Regions from separate parts of the Homo sapiens genome. Here region 1 is linked to region 2. A link is a loop called in an ENCODE intact Hi-C map of the cell type or tissue named here. Cell type or tissue: mammary epithelial cell. All regions are shown on one strand. Links, peaks and the distances in the headings refer to the core of each region. The heading gives the core; the rest is flanking DNA.

Region 1 (2,907 bases), core at 302-2,801, 67 kb before region 2:
TTGGTGAGGGAGTCGTCTTAAATGCAAAACTGAAATTCCCAGCTAGGCAAATCAAGCACAAATCAGGCACCGAGTCTTCTAGTCCTCTGAGTACTGAATTTGGTGAATAAAGGTGCCAACCTCCAGGTAACAATACTTTTAGAGAAAAGTGAATTTTTTAAATAAATAAAAAATTCCATTTCCACATGTATCTTTCCGTAAGTACGCCCCATGGCATGTTCAGCACAAGCTGGTAAGAAGCTGGATCCTGAGTCCTAGGGTGAGATTCCGAACTTTTTAGGACTGAGGACAAAACCATGATTTATTTCCTATCCTCCTTTCAAAAGGGCAGCATGTCTTGAGGAATATTTCTGAGTCCAGGCTCCCACGTGCAGAAGTCCTGCCTCCCTCCTGAAGTCCCGCCTCCCTTCTAGAGCTGAGCATCCCTGCTCTTCCTGCCTCCCTCTCACCTTCTCAAGGACTTGGCTCCAACATTATCCTCTTTCCTGGCATATTATAAATGTTTCCCTCTACTGGATCATTCCTATTAGCTCATAACATGCTATCATCGCTCTCATTTAAAAATACAACTAAAAACTTCCTGTACCCATGTCCCCTCCAGCCACCATCCCATGACTCTTCCCTTTTAACAGAACTCCTCTAGAGAGTCGTCTACACTGATGTTCCCACCTCTACTCTATTTGTTTCCTCTCCCCACCACTCCAAACCTATCAAGGTCACTCACAACCACCTCTTATCAAAGCCAATAGGAAACTCTCCAGCCCACGAAGAATAAGAAGAAAAGAACCCCTCGGTGTCTTGGTTTCCAGGCCACTAGACTCTCACTAGTTTCTTCCTTCTTCAAACAGAGTCCTTTTCAATGGCGTTGCTAGACCCTCCCTCCCAATGTGGACCGCTTGCCAAAAGCTCCCAGGCCATTCCTCATCTCCTGCTCCTCTGTATCCATACTGTATGCCTCATAGATCAGCAATATGCAAATGACTCCCAAATTTACATATTTGGCCCCAACCTCTTCTTGAACCTGACCTTGAATTTCCATCCATATTCACCTTTCTCTACTCAGATAACTAATCATAAAAATAATAAGCAAAGTAAGCCCCATTAAATACTGTTAGTCAGGTACTATTTTAGGTACTTTACATTAGCAACTCAACAACCCTGACAAGTTGCTTTTATTCTTCCTAATTTATAGATGAGAAAACTGAAGCACAGAGATTAGACTGCTTGCTCAAGATCATCTAGGAAGTAGCTGCACAATGACCCAACCCTCGTCCTCCAGATCTGGCCCTTGAGTGGAGCTGCTGAGCTGGGCTGCCTTCCAGTCACAAGCTCCACATGTTCAAATCCCAACACTGGCTCTTCCCAGACTTCCCTATCTCATACCTGGCACCAACGCCAAGTCAAAAGCTGAGTTGGAAGAATCAGATTCTAGATGTGAAGAAATTTCAGAATTACTTTATTTTACTTGTATTTTCCTTTTTTATGAAAGTGCATGAATTATATGATTTTAAAAGTCAATGCTTAGTCTAAGCTCTTTCAATGAGTATAAATGAATGCTGGGTAACAAGAAAGCATTGTGTCACAATCTAGTTGGCTACATTTTCCCTTTGTTAGCAGCATAAGAAATGATGATGCAACTTAAAAATGATGGCATCTTACAAATGCTGAAATTCAGTAGGCTGAATCTGATCTCACCACTTCCGCCCTGGTCTGAGGTGCCGGTACAGTCACCCAGCTTTCACAAAAGTCTAACTGATCTCCTTGCTGATATTCCTCCTCCAGTCTGCAGTAGTGGAGGTGCAAAAAGCAAGCTGCAGTAAGGAGGTAAGGGTACATCCTGCCATTGCCACTTCCTGTGTGACCTTGGGTAAATCACTTAACCACTCTGTGCCTAGGTATTCCCCCCTGTAACATGGGAATAATGATAATAATGCCTACTTTTTGGACTGTCATAAGAATAAATGAATTAATATATGTAAAGCTCTTAAAACAGCCTGGCATATTGTAAGCCCAACAGCCAGAGTGGTACTTTTTAAAGATAAATCAGATCATGTCATTCGCAAGGAAGGAAGAAAGGCTCCCTTAAGGCTTCCCATCAAACTTAAAATCTAAATTCCTTACCACAGCCTGTGTGCTCCAAGATGCAGCTCTCCTCCACTCCCATCTCACTTCCTACCACTCGCCCAGCCTCTCTGGCAGCAATGGCCTCCCTGAGGTGACCACCATACTACAAGGAGGCTCAGGGACTTTCACCCGAGAGTTCCCTGTGCCTGAGAGGCTGCTGCTGCCGTGACCTCAGCCCAGCTCACTCCATCCTCACCACCTATTTGACCTTCTCTCACCTACCCTGCCTCATTTGCCCTTTGAAGCAGTTAGGACACCAAATGCTTGTTTACTGCTCTCCTCCTTCCCAAGAAAATGAACCGCTTGAGGGCAGGAACTCTCCTCATCAGGCTCATCCTGAATCTCCAATACCTAGAACAGTACCTGGGCCAGGATGCATGGGTGAATGCCTGTTGGATGAACAAGCAAATGAAATGGAACCAGGTTCCAAAATCACCAAACTAGAAGCAAGTAGAGCTTCCATTTCACTGTACTTCCAATAAAAATACAAGGTATCTCAGAGTTACTTTCATCCCCCTTCCTGTTCCATCACAAAGACGTTAAACCTAAAACCAAAGTCACTTTTCTTTGTGTACGCCTAGGACATCTTATAGGCATACAGGTGGAAAAGTGCAGCAAGCAGTACTAATCAAACTACCAAAAAAAAAAAATTGTGATAATTTGATATTAATGGCCCTAGCCCAACAGCTGTCAAGCTATGGATGAAGCAAAACTCTGCAAATGGAAGGTGCGGTAAGCCCTGCCACGAAGACCTCTGTGGGCTACTGCGCTGTCCCTGTCCAC
Region 2 (2,907 bases), core at 303-2,802:
TGGCATATGCCTGTAATCCCAGCTACTCGGGAGGCTGAGGCAGGAGAATTGCTTGAACCCGTGAGACAGAGGTTGCTGTGAGCTGAGATCGCACCACTGCATTCCAGCCTGGGTAACAGAGTGAGACTCTGTCTCAAAAAAAAAAAAAAAAAAATCCTAAATCCCACACCCATGGGTGCCAGGACAGTTCTGGGAACACCCATGTTTGGAGTAAAAACTGGTGGGACCACAGTTCTGAGAAATCTCCACCTTTTTCCAGGAATCTTCTTGGACTCTGCCCCTTGGTTTAAAAAAAAACCCATAAAGGCAGCAGCCCCAAACCTCACTGCGCGACTGTCTTGTGAGTCCACGCGAACTCCCCTCTTGAGTGTAGACTTTTCACTTTGCAATAAATCTCTGTACTTTGACTATTTTCGGACTTGTCCTTGAATTCCTTCTCGCGGTGGTGTCAAGAGCCCTGACACTGGCTGGGATCGAGGTCCCATCAGCGTCTGGGGACCTTGCACAGCCCATCAGTATCACCCTCAGATGAGCCGAGGGCGTGCAGGTCCCAGGTCCGCTTGGTGCCGGTGGCATGAGTGGTCGGTCTGTGAAAGCCAGGGGACCCACAGCAGTGCCAGCCCCCAAGGTAGGGCCTGCTTGCCCACAGCTCCCCCAGGTGTGAGCCCGCCCTGTAGCAGCAGGCTGCCCCTGGTGGTACTGCAGAGCCCAGGGTGAGTTCAGCTCTGTCCCCAGAGGGCCGGTGGGCCTTCTGCTGGCTGTTTGCACAGCTCGCTGGGTGCGGGGCAGCCTTGGCCTTTAGCCGGGGCCTCCCTCTCCCTGCAGGGGGAGTCCCCAGAGTCACCAGCCTGGCTGCTGTTTCTGCAACGCCCCCACCACGCCCCACCACCATCAAGGCCCCTCTGCCCCTGCCTTCACCTCCCCAGGACTGGGGCCTCCATCTGCTTTCACCTCCCTGGGCTCCCAGGTTCAGCCCTCCAAGAGTTGCTGCAGCTTTACTCTTTCTCTTCCTTTCACTACAGATGCGTTCCCCCCTCAGTTCCAGGTGTGCGTTGGGGACAGAGACAAGGGCATTGCCCAGGCTGCCATCCTTAAGAAGTCTACGTGGGAAATGGGTAACCCACAGGAACAGACTTGGGTCAGTGGCAGGCATGTCCCATCCAGACACCTCTTCCCCAGCTGCTCCCTTCGGGCTCAGGTGCCGCCTCCTCTCTGCAGCCTCCTGCCAGGACCTGTCTGCCGGAGCTTCCTTCGCTCAGCCCTGAACCCCGCCCACCACTCCCTGCAGGCACAAATCCCTGATTTCTGTCCATCTGTTCCTTGCCTCTGAAATGTCACCATTGGGTGTTAAAGGGTCTGGAGGTGACCTGAGGCAGGTGAGATAGGGGGACCATGAGGGGGCCACTCCTCAGCCCTGTGCTCTCTATTCTGCCCCTAAGAGGAGCTAAGGAACAGTTCTTTGGTCTGATTGTGACACTGCATCCTGTGCTTTCACTGTGTGGTGGGCTGAGTGATGGCCCTGGAATGTCCGGGCCCCAATCCCTGGAAAGTGACCTCACCTGGCAGGAATGTTTGCAGGGGGGACTCAGTGAGAGGCCCTGAGACGGGGGATTATCTCGGATCATCCGGGTGGGACTGAGGCGCCTCTGGTGTTCTTAGCAGGGGAGGTCTGCCCCACCAGACCACGTGTCACCAGCGCTGTGCTGCTCTGCTGGCCACGAGAGGGAGGCCAAGGGGGCAGCGCGGGGGCTGAGGCGGCAGGAGCCTCGAGGAGTCCTGCAGACACCTTACACCTTTATTGTGCCCAGTGAAACCACTTTGGACCTGGAGCTGTGAGAACGTCCATTTCTGATGTTGCAGCTGCCTGCTCTGTGGCGATTTGTTGCAGCTGAAGCTCGTGCAGCTCGGCAGTGGCGTGGTCTGTGTTTCTCGGGTTGTGTGGCCCCCATTCCTGCTGGAACCGGGGCAGTGAGCCGAGGTGCTGGAGGCCCTGGGCGGGGCGGTGTGTGGTCCCCTCAAGGCTGCCCGGCTGTGAGGACCAATGTCTGCACCACCTCTATCAGCCGGCCCTCCTGCGGCAGCTGGGGTCGGGCGGGGTGTGGGGGGCGTGAACACAATGGGCCAGAACCCAGGTGTGGGCTCGAAGCTTCTGTGGGGCTGCTCCATGCGGGTGCTGTTCCCAAATAATTATCTGGTCAAATGTGACGCGGTCCTGCAGACTTGGCATACTGGGCAGAGCCTGACAGGCTCACACACTTTGAGCAGAAATCCCTTTTTCAGAAATTGCCTCTAAGGAAACGCCACGCGTGGGGATTCAGACGTGCAATGAAAGGGGCTTGATGCGGCTGCTCCTCAAATTTTGGTGGATTTGGTGGGAGGCACCACCCCACCACACCTTCTGGTGCGTTCCCTGTAGGCCGCTGTCCAGACAGACGACCTGGCCCCAGGGTTCCAGGCAGGGTCGGGGCTCACCGATTGTTGCTGGAGAGGTTGGAAGGAGGGGTGAGTGGGGCTGCCCCTCAGTGCCTTGGCCCTGCAGCTAGAGGTCACACCCTGGCTTCGGCGTTGGCAGTGGGTCCCACGCGGGCCTGTGCCGGCCTCGCCGTGCGGGCACCCCTCTGCTGGGATGGGTCTCAGCAGAGATGGAGAATATTGTGCTGTTGAGAACACTAAACGTGTTAGCTGTCGGTGAGACTATAAGTGATTCCTACCATTTTCTTCATGTATCTTTGTATTTCTAGATTTCCTACAATAAACATGTATTAAATTACTATTCTAGTGAAAGAAATAAAAGACAGTAGACTTCCACTTCTAGACAAGATGGAGTGACAGGGGCTGAATGTACTTATCTGCCCAAAACAACTAAATAAGAGACAAGACTATTGAAACCAGGGTCCTCAAGGCAAT

Evidence for each region. Hi-C counts contacts between places; a loop is a spot of excess contacts. Peaks named below come from ENCODE experiments on the same cell type or tissue, not always from the same donor. Only the 100,000 strongest peaks of a DNase experiment are listed, where the experiment ranks them.
Region 1: it touches region 2 in a loop (2.9-fold over the local background); 15 of 110 quality-filtered maps call a loop at or near these places.

The regions. Positions count from the first base shown.
Region 1 is chr21:45,077,922-45,080,828 of GRCh38, reverse strand. The region is part of intron 1 of ADARB1 (adenosine deaminase RNA specific B1); the gene reads right to left. Among named protein-coding and RNA genes, the nearest start is that of ADARB1, 4.8 kb to the right of the region's middle. In mammary epithelial cell, for the core only: no CTCF peak of the experiment used is centred there; a DNase peak (open chromatin) is centred at 1,678; H3K27ac peaks cover 640 bases.
Region 2 is chr21:45,011,178-45,014,084 of GRCh38, reverse strand. No RefSeq gene overlaps it. Among named protein-coding and RNA genes, the nearest start is that of PICSAR, 7.9 kb to the right of the region's middle. RefSeq lists enhancers at 152-1,135, 1,136-2,121, 1,007-2,206 and a silencer at 1,077-1,371. In mammary epithelial cell, for the core only: no CTCF peak of the experiment used is centred there; DNase peaks (open chromatin) are centred at 1,234 and 1,504; H3K27ac peaks cover 1,809 bases.